Regions from separate parts of the Homo sapiens genome. Here region 1 is linked to region 2. Evidence: chromatin loops called from intact Hi-C (ENCODE). Cell type or tissue: HepG2. All regions are shown on one strand. Links, peaks and the distances in the headings refer to the core of each region. The heading gives the core; the rest is flanking DNA.

Region 1 (8,576 bases), core at 2,301-7,300, 72 kb after region 2:
TTTCATAATGACATTAAGACTTTTCTTACATTTAATTCTCTATTTATCATTAGCTTGGAGATGGGAGGAGTAGAGGTGGCAGGAATAGAAAAATAACTTATTGATATAAAAATCTGTGCTCAGCAAGTTTTTTCCAAGTATAGAAAATTTAGAAAAAACTAAAGTATTACAATATATTTTAAAAGACATTATGTAAAAGTATAATGAGAACTTTTAATTTTATTGTTTGAGGAAACCTTTAATTATAAATGTGCATTAAGGAAATTTCTTATTTGAAATGTTCACACTTTCTATTTTCCCATGATTTACAACTCATTAAAATGTATTTCTTTTACAATGAGTGCTCAACTTTTATACTGCTGCTTCTAATGTTCACTCATTTCTCTGAATTTTCAATTATTTACTATGAAAATAAACTGGTAGAGAAGAGGTAATCTTACTTAGTGTTACAGAATTCTATAGCAGTCTTGTTTGAAATCCACTTTATATATAAGTTTATTTGTAAGTATATGTTTGTATTTTGAATCCTTGTGGTTCTACAAAGGATATAAGGCAGCCAAACTTAAATACAAATTAAGTATTATATAAAATATAGAGCAATATTATCAGAATTAAAAATAAAGGCCACATAAGGGAAGAAAACGAAAATGAAAGCTGTTTGGATGATATTAGGGGACACATAATTGAACATCAAATGTAACACAGAATTTTCTGGAAGCCAAAGTAAAAAAGGAGATAAGGTAGGCTACACGACTCAAGATTTATAAAAGTGGAATCTCATTAATTCCTCAATGCTTTCAAGAAATATTTGAAGTCTTTCAAATAGGAACTCATATGTAGGACACTAATCATTTCTTCAACACCTGCAGTTCATAGTAGATGCTTGGCACATTTGTAAGAAAAATTTGGATTGATATTCCCAATAATACTAAAAAGATAATTTTGGTAAAGTGCATTTAGGCAGTTTTTCCATTCACCATTTTTAGGCTCTTTCAGTTGATTTTCTAGTACCCTCGCTTCTCTCCCTCTTTCCCCACATTAGAAGTAGCTATAAGCTCTATTTTCTCTCTCTCTAACATACCAGGTGGGATGTTACAGGAAAGCCAGTTTCTGACAAAATCCAGCATACGACAGATTTATTGTCAAGTAGGTACAAAAACATTCAAATAATCAGTTCTTTAAAGTAAGTGAAATTCCATCTCTCTGCCCTTCAAGCACTGACCAGTACTTTGCACAAAATATTCTCTGGAAGCCAAGTGACAATAGTCTTGAGGAAAAATTTGCTAGTCATCTAGGTGTAATTAGGTGAATCCTTTATTACAACAGTGGCCCACAGACAAGAACAGGAGTCCTAAGACTAGGACACAGCTTTTAAGGATGTTAGGACCCTGGCTCCTCAGGTTCTCAAAATGGAAAAATGTGTTTCAAAGAGCTCTTCTGTTCAAATGCAGATGGAGGTAGTGATATTGGAGTCATTGTGATGTGAAGTCATTGCACTTGGAATAACCTAAGTTATGAAATAATGACTGTGATCTTTCTTTCATTTTTGTTTGTTTGTTTGTTTGTTTTTGAGACAGTCTTGCTCTGTCCCCCAGGCTGGAGTGCAATGCTGCCGTCTCGGCTCACTGCAACCTCTGCCTCCCGGGTTCAAGTGATTCTCCTGCCTCAGCCTCCTGAGTAGCTGGGACTAGAGGGGCATGCCACCAGACCCGGCTAATTTTTGTATTTTTTGGTAGAGACAGGGTTTCACTGTGTTGGCCAGGCTGGTTTCGAACTCCTGACCTCGTGATCTGCCCGTCTCAGCCTCCCAAAGTGCTGGGATTACAGCCGTGAGCCACAGCGCCCGGCCACGATCTTTCAAATGCTCTAACCATTCCTGGAGAGTAGATCTCTAATTATAATATTTCGAATGTTAACAATTCACTCTAGCAAGTAGAGTACAGTTAACTTATTCACTCATCTATGGCATATTTTGTTTTATTGCACTTCACTTCATTGTATGTCACAGATACTGCATTTTTTACAAATTGAAGGTTTGTGACAACTTCGCCTCAAGCAAGTCTATGGGCACCACTTTTCGAACAGCATGTGCTCACTTCATGTCTCCATGTCACATTTTGGTAATTCTTGCAATATTTCAAACTTTTTTATTATTTCATAGCTGTTATGAAGATCTGTGATCAGTGATCTTTGATGTTTCTACTGTAATTATTTTGGAGTGCTATGAGCCATGCCAGTGTAACTGGGTGAACTTAATTGATAAATGTTGTGTGTGTTCTGCTCCACCAAATAGCCATTCCCCCATCTCTCTCCTTCTCCTCAAGCTTCCCTATTCTCTGAGACACGACAATATTGAAATTAGGTCAATGTATAAACCTACAATGGGCTTTAAGTGTTCAAGTGAAACTAAGTGTTGCACATTTCTCACTTTAAATGAGAAGCTAGAATGATTAAGCTTAGTGAGGAAGGTGTGTCAGAAGTCAAGATAGGCCAACGGCTAGGCCTCTTGGGCCAAACAGTTAGCCAAGCTGTGAATGCAAAGAAAATGTCCTTGAAGGAAATTGAAAGTGCTACTCCAGTGAACACATGAATGATAAGAAAGCAAACAGCCTATTGCTGATATGGAGAAAGTTTTAGTGTTTTGGAAAGAAGATCAAACTGGCCACAATGTTCCCTTAAACCAAAGCCCAATGCAGAGAAAAGTCCTAACTTTTTTCATTGAAAAGAGTTGTTTTTTTTTTTAAGTAATAAAGCATTTTTAATTAAGGTATGTATAATTCTTTGGTAGACATAATGCTAGCCCACACTTAATAGACTACCGTAAAGGGTAAACATAACTTTTATATGCACTAGAAAATAAAAAATTTGCGTGACTCACTTTATTGTGGTGATCTGGAACCAAACCCACAGTATCTCCAGGGTATGCCTGTATCATACAATCTATGATGAAGTATTTAAAATGAATTGCAGGTAACGTAACAGGAGTTATTATAATCTACCCATAAGAAAACATTAAGTTTTATTGAGATGTCTACATCAAATCTTTCCCTCAAATGTCTACTAATAATCGCATCATTCTTCATTAATTCCACAACATATTTAATGTATAATAATAAATGCAAACATTCTTCTTTTTAGTACTTCATTATGCATAGTATTTTGTGTTTCAAATTATATCCCATACATCATTTAATTTAGTGACTGAAACACTGTAAATTGGAATACAATTGTGACCAGTACCTATGACATACAAGAGAAGACAGAAGGACTCACTCTGGTAAAGTGAAGTGTCCAGAGCCACACAGCAAATCTTGATAGACCTGGCATGATCTATTGAGACAGACCATGGTTTTCCAATGAGTAATCTTTCTTAGTGATCTTTCGTAAAGTTTTTTCAACTGTTTTTCCAGGAAAGACTACAAGAGGAAAGCATTGACATTCTTTTATATGTTTCACTTCCTCTCATTATTCAATAAAATGACTTTAAAAAGTACTCTGGCTGGGTAGAATTTCTTTAATGCTTCCTGAAAAAAAAATTCTTCGGGATGAAATTTAACTATAAATCGAGCACCATTTTTATTTGGCAAAAAATGTGAAGCCTGTGCTTCATAAAACTCAAAACCTTCACCATATAATAAGCCTTATTTAAAATATGAGTGGGAAATCTTGTCCATTTTTGTTATCTGGGAGATAATTAGGTTGAAATTATCTGTTTATAATTTATCTCTTCTCTACCTTCAATGCTTTCTTTGAAACAGAATTAGCTCCTCCTAGGAAAATACTCTTGATTCATGAAAACACACTAAGTCATATGGAATGAGTTTTTGTCTCATTTGTGCCAGTTATTTGCTAATTGACTGCCTCATTCTTATAACTGCCTTAAACCTAGACTGAATCTGAAAAGAGGCAGTCATATGAATTAGAATGTTTTAGGGTTCATGGGAGTACTAAATAGGGGCACAATATGTTAGGGTCTTGTATTTGTTTTCCTGGCAAAGTCTTATTTCTTCAGATTCCAACTCAGCATCACCTCCTCTGAGCATCTATCTTACCCACTTTACTGGGTACACTCTTCTCTGCTTTTTGCTTATATCTGTAATAGCATTTTGTGCAGAATTTACCCAATTCTTTGCTTCTCTTGTAAGACTAGCAGTCCATAGAGAGTAAGAACATGTTAGTCTGTAGTTCCACTCCAAGTGCAGTGCTAGATACAGAGCAGATTCTCAAAGAAGTTTGTTAAATGAATGAATGGATAACAAATGAATGAAATCCAATGGAATGTGGGAAATATTTACCCATCTATCTTGCAGGATTGTTGTGAAGCTCAAAACTGATAATGTGTGATAAGTTAAATTAAACCTTGTAAACCGAAGTGCCATGGACAGGTTCCCTTAACTTGCATAACTTTAGTAAAAGGCTGGGGATTTGAAATAAACCAAACTAAAACCCAACCATACTCAGTTTGTAAATGCTGACCTTGTGCAGACTGAATGTTACAGCCCTTGAGTGAAGTCGTCTACCCCAGCAATTCATCCTCCTTGGCATGGCCCTTGCTGAGGTTAATAGGAACTGTGGATATCTCAGACTGCCAAAACATAAGGAGATATGACAGGAAACCAAACGGGAAACTGCTGGCTGCCTTGGGCTCACTGAGATCTGTGTCTAACAAGGCAGACTTGTCGCTGGGCTCTTTGGAGGTGAAATGAAGCGATGGACTAATGCTGGGCACGGGAGGCGCCAGGTCCTGACAGGCTAAGGTGTGACCTGCTGAATCCTAACCATCCCAGACATCTTTGGAAGAACAGTGAGCTGGGCGATGGCCAGGGGCAGGCAAGGTTGCAGGGGAAGGAGGTGTATGCAGAGCCCACAGAGAGTAGAAAAAGAAAGGGCAAGTGAGATTACTGGTCATCTGGTGTCTTAGATCACACGCAAAACAAACGTCAAGCACAACAGCAAACACAACCTTTGAGCATTACTGTCTCCAAAGAGTATTTACCAAGTGCTGTCTGGCTTGATCTCCCAGACTTGGTTAAATATGCATTCTGTTAATGTTGTGTTTCTGACTTTCTTTCCTTTCCTTTTTTGTTATTGTTATTATTTCTATTTTTAAAAATGTAAGACTTTACTTGCTTTGACACTGAGGAAGGGAAGGTGTAAGAGTGAGAAGAGAGGGGAAAATTCCACAAAGCATTTTTTAAAAAGCTTTTCCAATAGAAATATAAAATGTAATTAGGTATGTATAATTATATTCTTAAATATAATTTATTATTAAGCATATTATTAAATATAATATATAGATGATTCTTTATATTATTAAATATAACATATACATATAATTCTACAAGTTATTCTTCATTTTAAAATAATAATATTTAGAAGTGAACTAAAAATTCATTTAACTTGTCATTTTTATAAGCTACCTTTCTTAGAAAAAATATCAGTAGTAACATTAAAATACATTTTACTTGATGACTGAAGGCATACAAATGCATGAAAACATTTAAATATTTTTTATATTAAGTATAATTGAAAAATGAGAATGCATAAACGAGGTGAACATTTTTATATACCTGCATTGTGGCAATTTCATCACTTTTTTTACAGTTCTTTGTTTACGTGAATATTGTTCCAAATGAATCCAAGATCTAGGGAAATACAAACGATATCTTGCTCATCCTCGAATTTTCAACATCTAGCAAAATTTGGGGGAATAATAGGTTCTTAATTAAGGATATACAATAAATTTTAACATCATAGCAAAATTGAGTGGAAAGTGTAGAGAACTCCCATACACCCTCTTTCTCCACAGAGGCACAACTGCCAGCTATTTGACTTCCCACACCAGAAGGGTGCATTGGTTACAATTGATGAACCTGCACTGACACATCATTATCACCCCAAGTCCGTAGTTCACACTAGGGTTCGCTCTTGGTGTTCTGCATTCTGCGGGTTTGGGCAAATGTATAATGACATGGCTCCATCATTGCACTATCATACAGAACAGTTTCACTGCCCTAAAAGTCCTCTGTGCTGTGACTATTCTTCTCTCCTCCTGCAAACCCTGGCAACCACTAATCATTTTACCGCAAAATTTAGCCTTTTCCAGACTTCCCTGTAGTTGTAGTCATACAGTATGTAGCGTTTTCAGACTGATATTTTTCACTTAATGATATGCATTTAAGCTTTCTCTATGTCTTTTTATGGCTTGATAACTCATTTCTTTTCAGCACTGAGTAATATTCCATTGTCCGAATGTACCACATGTACTATTTACCTACCAAAGAACATCTTGGTTGCTTCCAGGTGTTGGCAATTATAAGTAAATCTGCTGTAAACATCCATATGCAGATTTTTGTGTGAACTTGTTTTCAATTCTTTTGGGTAAATACCAAGGAGTGTGATTACTGGATCGTATGGTAAAAGTATGTTTTATAAGCAATTGCTAAACTATCTTCCAAAGTGTCGGTACCATGTCGCATTCCCACTAGCAATAAACAAGAGCCCTTCTTCTTCCACACCTTTGCCAGCATTTGGTATTATCAGTGTTTTGAATTTTGGACATTCTAATAGGTATGTCGTTGTATCTCATTGTTGTTTTAATTCTCAATTTTCTACTGACATAGAATGTTGAACACTTTTTCCTCTGTTTATTACCATCTGTAAATTTTATTTGGTGAGTTGTCTGTTCAGGACTTCTGTCCAGATTTTAATCAACTTGTCTGTTGTCTTATTGTTGAGTTTTAAAAGTTTTTTGGTATATTTTGGATAATAATCCTTCATCAGATGTATCTTTTGCAAATATTTTCTTCAGTCTGTGGCTTGCCATTTCATTGTTAAAAACATTTTCTTTTGCAGACCAGAAGTTTTTAATTTTAATAAAGTTCAGCTTATTATTTATTTATTTCATGGGTCATGCCTTTAAGGGTGTATCTAAAAAGTCAGTGTTATACCCAAGATCATCTAGGTTTTCTCCTATGTTACCTTCTAGGAGTTTTACAGTTTTGCCTTCTTACATTTAGATCTGTGGTCCACATTGAGCTATTTTTTTGTGAAGGCTGTAAGGCATATACCTAGACTTATTTTTTGGCATGCGGACTTCCATTTGTCCCAGCACTGTTTGTTGAAAAGACTATCTTTGCTTCCTTGTATTGCCTTTGTTCCTTTGTCAAGGATTAGTTGACTCTATGTATGTGGGTCTATTTCTGGGCTCTCTATTGTGTTCCATTAATGTATTTATCTATCGTTTTGCCAGTGCCATACTGTCTTGATTACTGAAGCTTTACTGTAGTCTTGAAGTCTAGTAGTGCAGGCCCTCCCATTTTGTTTCTCTTCTTCAACATAAAATTGGCTCTTCTGGGTCTTCTGCCCCTCCATGTAAACATTAGAAACAGTTTGTCAAAATCCACAAGATAACTTGCTGGAATTTTGTTTGTAATTTTATTCACTCTATAAATCAATTTGTGAGAATTTATATCTTGATAATATTGAGTCTTTCTAGCTATAAAAGTGAAATATCTCTTCATTTGTTTAATTCTTTTTGTTATCTTTCATAAGTGTTGTGCAGTTTTCCTCATATAGATCTTGTACATATTTTGTTTACATTTAAAGTATTCCATTTTTTATGGAGTGCTAATGTAAATGCTAACAAGTTTTTAGTTTGAAATTCCACTTGTTCATCGCTAGTATATAAGAATGCAATTGACTTTTGCATATTAACCTCATATCCTGCAACCTTGCTATAATCACTAGTTCTAAAATTTGTTTTTGATTATTATAATGTCTTTTTCTGGTTTTGATACTGAGATAATGCTGGCCTCATTAAATGAGGTATGAAGTATTCTCTCTGCTTCTAGCTTCTGGAAGAGATGTAGAAAATTGATACAATTTCTTCCTTAAATGTTTGACAGAATTCACTGGGGAACCAACTTAGGGTGTTGTGTTTTAGAAGGTTATTAATTATTGATTCAATTTCTTTATTACATATAAGCCTATTCATATTGTCTATTTATTCTTGTGTACATTTTGGCACATTGTGTCTTTCAAGAAATTGGTAGAATTTTGGGGTATAGAGCTGTTCATAATATTCCTTTATTTTCTTTAATGTTCATAGGTTCTACATTGATGTCCCATCTTTAATTTTAATTTTATATATTTACTTATTTGTTTGTTTTTTTGAGACAGTAACTCACTCTGTTACCCAGGCTGGAGCGCAGTGGCACAATCATGTCTCACTGCAGCCTCAACCTCCTGGGCTCAATCCTCCTGCCTCAGCCTCCTCAGTAGCTGGGACCACAGGCATAGACCACCATCCTTGATTATTTAAAAATATATATTTGTAGAGATGGGGTCTTGCTATGTTGCCCAGGCTAGTTTTGAACTCTTGGGCTCAAGTGATCCTCCCACCTCAGCCTCCCAAAGTTCTGGGATTACAGATATGAGTCCCATCTTTAATTTTTCATGTAAGTAATGTCTGTCTTTTTTTTTTTTTTTTTTTTTTTTTTTTTTTTTTAGCTAGCCTGGCAAGAACCAATTTTTGGTTTTATTGATTTTCTCCATTGATTTCATGTTTTCAATTT
Region 2 (8,576 bases), core at 2,433-7,432:
AGGCTGAGGCGGGCAGATCATGAGGTCAAGAGATCGAGACCATCCTGGCTAACACGGTGAAACCCCAACTCTACTAAAAGTACAAAAAATTAGCTGGGCGTGGTGGTGGGCGCCTGTAGTCCCAGCTACTCGGGAGGCTGAGGCAGGAGAATGGCATGAACCACGGAGGTGGAGCTTGAGCCAAGATCACGCCACTGCACTCCAGCCTGGGTGACAGTGCACGACTCCTCTCAAAAAAAAAAAAAAAAAAAAATTCTTACCTTGCCTAAAGTGTTGTTAGAATGGAGGGTCTTTGCTACAATGAACACAAAGGATACAGTCTATTGTTTGCCTCTTTCATGACATTTATCAAGTTCCTTAATATCTGCCAAGCAACAAATGTGAAGCTAAAAGAAAATCCAGAAAGAAGTTCCAGGGAGTATGGAACTAAGTTTCAGGAGTTGAAAGTAGGATGGGTTTTGTGGCTCCTAAAATCGTGTTATTCACATTTAATTCTTTTTTTTTTTTTTTTTCATTTTTTTTTTTTTAATTATACTCTAAGTTTTAGGGTACATGTGCACATTGTGCAGGTTAGTTACATATGTATACATGTGCCATGCTGGTGCGCTGCACCCACTAATGTGTCATCTAGCATTAGGTATATCTCCCAATGCTATCCCTCCCCCCTCCCCCGACCCCACCACAGTCCCCAGAGTGTGATATCACATTTAATTCTTTAATACTTATTTAGAATTTCTTACTGTGATGGTTTCTGGAGATAACAATGAATAAGACTGTCTTTGAGGATAATCAGCAAGAGAGAGAGACACATAAGGCAATAGGCATGCACTGTTATTATATGTGGTGGACAATGGGAACTCAGATGGGGTGTTTTAAAATTTAGGCTGCTCTGCTCCTGGGACTGTAGAGGCAAGGAGAAAGCCAGAGAGGGAACGTGTGGGAGCAAGTTTAGAGTAGGTTATGGCCAAGGATGAACTAAAAGCCTGGGGGAATGAAAAGATACATGGAATAATCAGGAAGAGATGGGGCAGAGTGGCAGAGATGGAGAAAAAGAAATATTGGGACAGGAAGCTTTTTTCTCACATTGTGTAAACTAGTGTGCGAAATTAAAAAGTATGGGAGGAAAGAGGAAATATGGCATGTACTGAGCGCTCAGTAGGGTGATAAATGTTTTACTACTCATTAGCTCATTTAATTGTATTCTGTACAACTCAGTAAATTTGATCTCATCTCCATTTTACAAATGAAGAAACTCAAATTTAGTAAGGCTACTTAACTTTTTAAAGACACACTGCTAGGAGGGGTAGAGTCAGAATTTAAACCAAGATATTTTCTAGACTTTTAATCTCCAGGGATTTTTTTAAGTAGGTAAAGTGCTCCCCCAATGTTATAGGGGATCATGGATGAGCGAAGACAAACTGATGCTGAAGATGAGATCAGCAAACAGTAGCTCCTGGTCCAGATGACCTGGAGAAGGAGTAGGCATAGGATCTAGACCAGGGTTGTTCAATCTTTTGGCTTCCCTGGGCTACATGGGAAGAAGAATTGTCTTGGGCCACACAAAAAATACACTAACAGTAAAGATAGCTGATGAGAATGAAAAAAAAATGTGTCGGGCTACATTCAAAGCCATCCCTGGCCATGGGTTGGACAGACCTCAACAGGCACATGGATTCCCTATTGGGGAGGGTCTAGAATTCTAGGCTGAGGAATTTTCACCTTTATTCCTCTGGTATGATTTCAACCTGTGGTGTCACCATTTTTAAATGTATTGCCATATCTTGAACATTCCCACTTGTTCTGTCTACAATAAATCTTGACTGTGGGGTTTGCTTTTCCCTATCTCAATTAGGGAGTTGCAGAATGCAAACTTTTTTTACTCTACGTCTGTGAAAAACAAAGAAGACATATATATATTTATTTACTTCATTTTAAAAAGACCAAGAAAAATAAAGTTTGATTTTCCACCATTTCTTTTTGCTATGTAAATTTGCCTTTATTCTGGAGTAAATAATTAAGATTATAAAATAATCAAATTATGCTCACCACACTATCTGGAATGTCTTTTTTGCTTCTCAACTTCCAGGAAGTTAAAAAAGTAACAATTCCTCAAAACCCAGAGCTAGTTCTAGTACCCATTTGGACATCATCATTCCTTCTTGTGAACCTTTTTTACAGCATTTTGTACATGCCTTAGTACCTTATCACACCCTGCCTGGTCTCTTGTTGTCAGCAGCTTTCTAAGATGGAGTGAAGCTCACTCTTCACTGTCTATACTGTGTACCAATGAATAACATTTTTGCACTGAGCATCTAACAAAGTCACGTAATTTAATAGAATGACTCAATAATTTTTTTTGCATGGTACAGTATGCTTCCACCACTTTCTTTTGCTTAGGATAGAACATCATCAATAAATGGGGATCTATTTTCCCAAACTTCACCTTCTAGTCTGCTCTCCCTCCTGCCCGCCACTTCTCCTTTGTGGTTGGGGTCTTTTTCTTTAACCTTTAGGATGGTCAAGTTCAAGCCAGAGAGGCAGAAAAGTTAGTCTAGGTACCACTGAGGGAAGCTGAGTTTCTGGCTCTCTTTCACAGTGTCCAGGAGAAAGACAACCCCAAATAAGGTGCAAAGGGTGAGACTCTACTATTTAATTTTCATAACCTATAGGATAAAATCATATTCATTCATACAAATCACTATGGCCTAATTTTCTATTATAAATCTTCCTAATAATATGACAAGGTCTCAGCAGCCATATTTCTCGTCAGAGAAAGTAATGAACATACTAAAAATAGTTTACTCTCATTCTGATTTAAAATAGGTGCATCATGTCATTCAAACTACATCTGCTTATATTCTATCCATATGTTTGAAGGCTAAAATAAGTAACAAATCATTAAAAAGAGTTTTTGTTTTAAAATTGTTGGCTCAAAAATAGTTACATAAAACATACTTCATAGCTGGCAATGCAGACATTCTTAACTTTTGCCCTGAGTAAATAATATTACCTCTGTTGATCCTGTGAAGGCTACTTTGTCTATATCCATGTGAGAAGAAATGGCTGCCCCTGCTGTAGGCCCATAACCAGGAACAATATTCACTACTCCAGGAGGAAACCCTGCCTAAAAGATAAAAAGTTTAAAAGTTACAGTATAAGAATTTAATTCAAAAAGGAGGAGAGTAGGGGATTGAGATTGTCTCTTAATGCCAACCTTATGAGATGCTCTAGAAAAAAATAATTCACCCAACTGGCTCTATTCTTTAGTCTTATTATGTCATTTCTAAGCACACATAAGAGAATAACTTCAAGGGTTGCATTATTAAAGGACAATTTCTTGTCAGGGTAAGTCCATACTCTATGAATCATTGCTCCAGTGATGGCTCTTTCAAATTTCATAATGCTAACTCAAAAAGATTGTATGTAAAAAAGTGTTTGGTAAGTTACTTATGTAGAAAGTAAGTAACATGTTTATTATTCCCATCAGCAAAAATAAGAAGCTGAAGGGATCTAACATTTTTTAGTTCCTAGCTGTTGTTGATTGTTGAGGGCATAACTGCTGAGTTGCAAATTCCCATTGGCATTACTTAGTAAATTGTTAAGTAAATACTGTCATCCCATTCATGATTCAACATCACAGGTTGATTTCAATCTTCATTAAAGAATTCAGGTGAAGGCATGGGAACTGAGTTGGGCACATTACAATTTCATGTTATTTGCATCGAAATGTTTCATTTTGACATCTCTTTTCCCTGTTTTTAATTTCAATAAATAATATCTTTAAAAGATAAGTTCAGTTTTGTAACTTTAAGTTTCTAGTGATTAACATTTATTTTTTAAGATTTGGTAAGATGAAGAAAAAAGGACAATGAATTGTTTGCAAGTATATTAACACAATCTAGATAGCTGATGAAAATGTTTTACATGTTCTTTTACTGTTTTTGAACAGGAAGATAAATGCAGAGGAACTCATAATAGAAAACTGAATATAAACATATCCACTCATGAGTAGATTGAAAAGTGTTTGGAAATAATGTGGCCCAATATTACAAACAAGCATATTGGCATAGAGGCCCTTTCAACCTTACATAGATTAGTTTACACAATTTTGCAGAAAACACTAGGCCATCAGTGGCAGGTACAAACCAACTTAATGTTTCAACATTTGAAAGAATGCTACATTAATTTCAACATGAATTTATGTTCATGAGAGTTGGACAAAGAAGCAAAAATGTGATCCCAAGTTGACTGTTTGACACCAAACCTTTGTGTTTGGCTTCCTGTCTGCATTTGGGCAGAGATGAATTTGGGGTGACTGCCAGAAATTGCAGCCAGCCGTCATGCTAAATGTATTCCCCCCACTGGACAGGAGCCATCTGTAAATAATGTACTTTATAGTAGCAACAAATGAGGTCTTCCTATTGTAATTTAGGATTCTTGAGTTCTTGAGCATATTTTGATTTCGGGAGACTTACCTCTTTTATTAAAGATGCCACGTGGAGAGCAGTGAGAGGAGTTTGCTCTGCTGGTTTGACAACCACTGTGTTTCCACAGCTCAGTGCAGGCCCTATCTTCCAAATGAGCATAACCAACGGGAAATTCCACTAGAAAGCAATATGTAACAATAGATTCTTTGTATTGCAAAAGGCATATTTGCTAATCCAACTTCCATATTATACACCCCCTGTAGATGTTATGTAATAATTGCGTAGTTTTGTGAAATCATCTGGCATATTATACTTCATTGCTAAAAGCAACTAGTAAATGCTAAAACGCTCTGAATAAACCAGATATGAGATATGAGAAGGAAATAGGAGAGAACCTCAAAATTTAATCAAGTACTGTTGAGTTCTTTTTCTACCAGGAAAAAAAAAATCACTGCATGGTTTGGCTTATTATGGAGCACACTGTAAGTTATCTAAAAATGTTTAAAAAGGATGATTACTCTCCTTCTCCATAAGTCATTTATTGTAATTATTTACCCAATAATATTATTTAGTAGCTTTTATTTCCAGGAAAAATACCTTGCTAAAGACAAAGATGTCCAGGGTCCAGAGGCCAAGTACTTGGGTTCAAATCTCAGCTCAATCACTGACCAGCCATGTGAACTCACACAGGTTACGTGCTCTCTGTATCTGATTTCATAATCTGTGAGTGCTGATAATAGTCCTCTCTGCCTCAGAAGGCTGTCTTGAGCATTAACCAAGAAAGAGGGCCAGGGGCTCAACACAATGACTGGTCTAGCATAGACAAGTAGTACATATCAGCTATTATCAGTGTTCATAATTATATAGTTTTTATCGATTTATTGGGACTTTTGAATTAATAAGCAATTTCACTAAAATATTGATATGAATATATTTCAATCTCATTGGAGCCAAAGATAAGTCTTGACCATTTCTTCACATAAGGACTTCGCTACCATTTTTTTGTTTGGCCTTTTAAAGCATGTCAGTTAAAATAAAATCATTTAGATAGTGTCCTGTTTGTTGGGCTTAAAAAATCTTCACAATCCTCTTAAAAAGGCTACTTTCCTCTAAGAGTAATATGGAGGATCTGAGCCTCTTATCTAAAGGTAAAATATATTCCATGCAGTGCTTCAAATGCCTCTGGTATTCTTTTTTCCATTTTGATTAAAAAATGTGTGTCATGAGTTGAACACTCTGGGAGCTACTGTTCTGCATGATGAGATGTCTCAATGAGAAAGTGCGTTGGAGAATAGTAGGCCCCACTACATTCCACCAAAATGCTATCCTGCAGATGTGCAGTGGAGAGCACCTTGCCATATACATGTAAAGCTTGGCTCTTATAAAGAGTACATAATACAACTTTTAATAAAACAACCCATAGAGTAAAGGGTTAACATTTATGGATGATGTAGTATTAAAACATTCTCAAGAGATATGCCAGAATATAGATAGGTTTTCGGACTACCTAATTCATATGCAAGAAGTTTAGTCACAGGGAGACCAAGTTCAACAAATCTTACATTTACTCCACATTTAACAAATACATAAGCATCCATCTGTTTTAGAGAAAGCTTCATCATTAGATAGAATAAGAACTCTTCTTTTTAAAATTGAGAATTATATAGGAGAAAAGCTTACAGGAATGATTTGGCCACATACACCAATAGGTTCATGTCTTGTATATGTAAAAAAATTTCCATCTGAAAAATAAAACACACACAATCATATATAAACAAATGTATTTGACATTCACAAAATGGTGGTTGGTGATGTGAGAGAAAGGTGTAGACAATAATTTTAAAAACATATATCTGGCCAGGTGTGGTGGCTCACGCCTGTAATCCCAGCACTTTGGGAGGCCGAGGCAGGCAGATCACGAGGTCAAGAGATCGAGACCATCTATATCTCCAACTATTCCCAAAATGGTAAGTGAAGCCCTAAAATAGTAATTCGAAATGATAGGAACCATAAAATTGAGTTAGGTGAAATCAAAGAGGCAAAATTGGCAAAAATCTGAAAGATAATTAATTCCACCTTTCATCTTCTAGGAGGCCTGATTTGAAAATTATCTTTATTCTCTAAGTGTTATAAAAAAGGGACGAGAAAGGAAGTAGGAGGTCTCTGGCGAAGAGAAGAACCACATTCCAATTTGTTTCTGGTAGCTCAAAGTTCTACCAATAAGAGAATTCTTTTTAAAAGTTATAATATAATTTTTAGAAATAGTAAAATTAAAAACAGTAGAATTAAAAAGAAAATCTCCCTATGAGTAATAAGCCTTTCCTACTGACTTGTTCTAAAATGTATTTTATTTGCCTACCAAACAATAATAGCAAATTCTCTAAATACATGAAGAAAATGACAGGAGTATAAGACATTTATTTTCAATCTAAATTTGACCAATTTATGTGCCCCGAAGTTTAATGTGGTCATCCAGAGAGATACATTATGCTTTACATTCAATTCTGTTCTAGTTCCCACAGAAGCTTCCTGGTTTCAGCAAGGACTCTCTTCATCAAGATCTATTTGTGTTTTAAGTGACTTCTCCCATTTTGTCCCGGAGTAAAGTAGGACAGTTCTAAAGTAGCCACATTTCTTAGTACCACCGAGGTCTTACTCTCCTCTCAACTTTCTGCTATCACTTCTGACCTCCTGCATGCTCCAATTGGATTGGAAGTGCACATCAGGGCCAGTCCTGGAGGGTATTGTATTCCTAAAGTTCATAGGTTTGCCTGAATTAAATTCCACCCATACTGTTTCCTAAATGTGTGTGTTTTCATGTTTCACATGAAATATCTTTAGTATTTCTACTCCATTATGTGCATACCCCACTAAAATAACACATACGTACAGATTCACACACACAAACCCTTAACTTAGGCTGCAAACACAGTCCCATCTTGCTTTGAAGATATTTGAAACGAGTCCGTGTGAACTGGCTTGTTTGATTAGTCTGGTCTAACTACACTGAGTTTGACCAGGCACAGATGACCATAACTGACTTATACTGGAACATGTAAAGAGGCTTAAATAATTACATTACAGAAAGGATATAAATGTCAGTATTGGAATAAAACCCAAATAAATAATTTCAGAGGTCAGCTTTAAAAAGTTTGGGACCTTAGAGAGGCAATTGCCTCAGATCAGTAATTACTGCCAAAGGAATGTTCTTACTTTGACATTTTCTAAAATATCTATAATGTTATCTTCATGATTATGCTGAAACAACTTTAAAAGACCTTTTATGAATTTTAATAGAACTTCTAAGTTGAAAACTGTGTTGTCTCAAAGTCAAGAGGAAAATAATTTTGCCTTATTTGGTTGACATCTTTAAAAGGGAGAGTTTGAAATTATTCAGCTCTATAGTAAACTCCTCGCTCCTATCCTCACCATTAGTGGTTTCTCAAAGATACTTACCAATTGGTATTGTACGGCCCTGGATCTTGTCAGCCCAACCTGCACAGTAGCGCAATGTTTTGATGCAGCCTGCTAAATCATTCAGATATGCATTGGAATAGAGTTTTCCACCATTCATTGACTCCATTGTCTGAAAAACATGTCAAACACCAAATCTAAAATTCCATAAGTTTTAGATTAAAAATATGTAGTAAATATTTTCAGCAATCATGTGCTAGGGAATTTTTGAAATAGAAGAAATCTTGTCATCTTGTCTAACCTCCACTTTTTAAGAGTTAAAATGACTTCCTTTAGGTCAAATAGCAAGATCTGGGCACAAAGGGTAGTGAGATTCTGATTTCTAAACCCCAGTGCTCTTTCTATCTCATTTTGATGTTCTCCTGCTAACCAGCTTTCTAGGAATCGGTCACAATTTGATATACACATAACATCTGAGAATGAAACCTAGTCTTCTAAGTCCTATCAGAATTCCAACAAGGTTTCTCTTATTTTGTAATCAACTGTGGGTGACAACTTAGTGTCAGTGACTATTAATGATGGCTCAGTAATCATTTTTAATTTTTACATTCCATCTGGATATACACAGTCTACTCACACAAACTTAAGTAATGCCTGGATTTTTCATCCATGAATTTCCTTCAGCAGAATTTTAATTAGGAAACTACCAGTGTTGCCATTATTGTCATAATTGCC

What was found. Peaks named below come from ENCODE experiments on the same cell type or tissue, not always from the same donor. Only the 100,000 strongest peaks of a DNase experiment are listed, where the experiment ranks them.
Region 1: it touches region 2 in a loop (1.9-fold over the local background); 1 of 110 quality-filtered maps calls a loop at or near these places.

The regions. Positions count from the first base shown.
Region 1 is chr9:72,992,960-73,001,535 of GRCh38, forward strand. No RefSeq gene overlaps it. Among named protein-coding and RNA genes, the nearest start is that of ALDH1A1, 44 kb to the left of the region's middle. In HepG2, for the core only: no CTCF peak of the experiment used is centred there; a DNase peak (open chromatin) is centred at 4,942; H3K4me3 peaks cover 943 bases.
Region 2 is chr9:72,921,009-72,929,584 of GRCh38, forward strand. It overlaps ALDH1A1 (aldehyde dehydrogenase 1 family member A1), which reads right to left. Exons shown (of 13, transcript NM_000689.5): 4 at 7,884-8,013; 5 at 6,108-6,169; 6 at 4,476-4,604; 7 at 3,011-3,124. Among named protein-coding and RNA genes, the nearest start is that of ALDH1A1, 28 kb to the right of the region's middle. In HepG2, for the core only: no CTCF peak of the experiment used is centred there; a DNase peak (open chromatin) is centred at 4,613.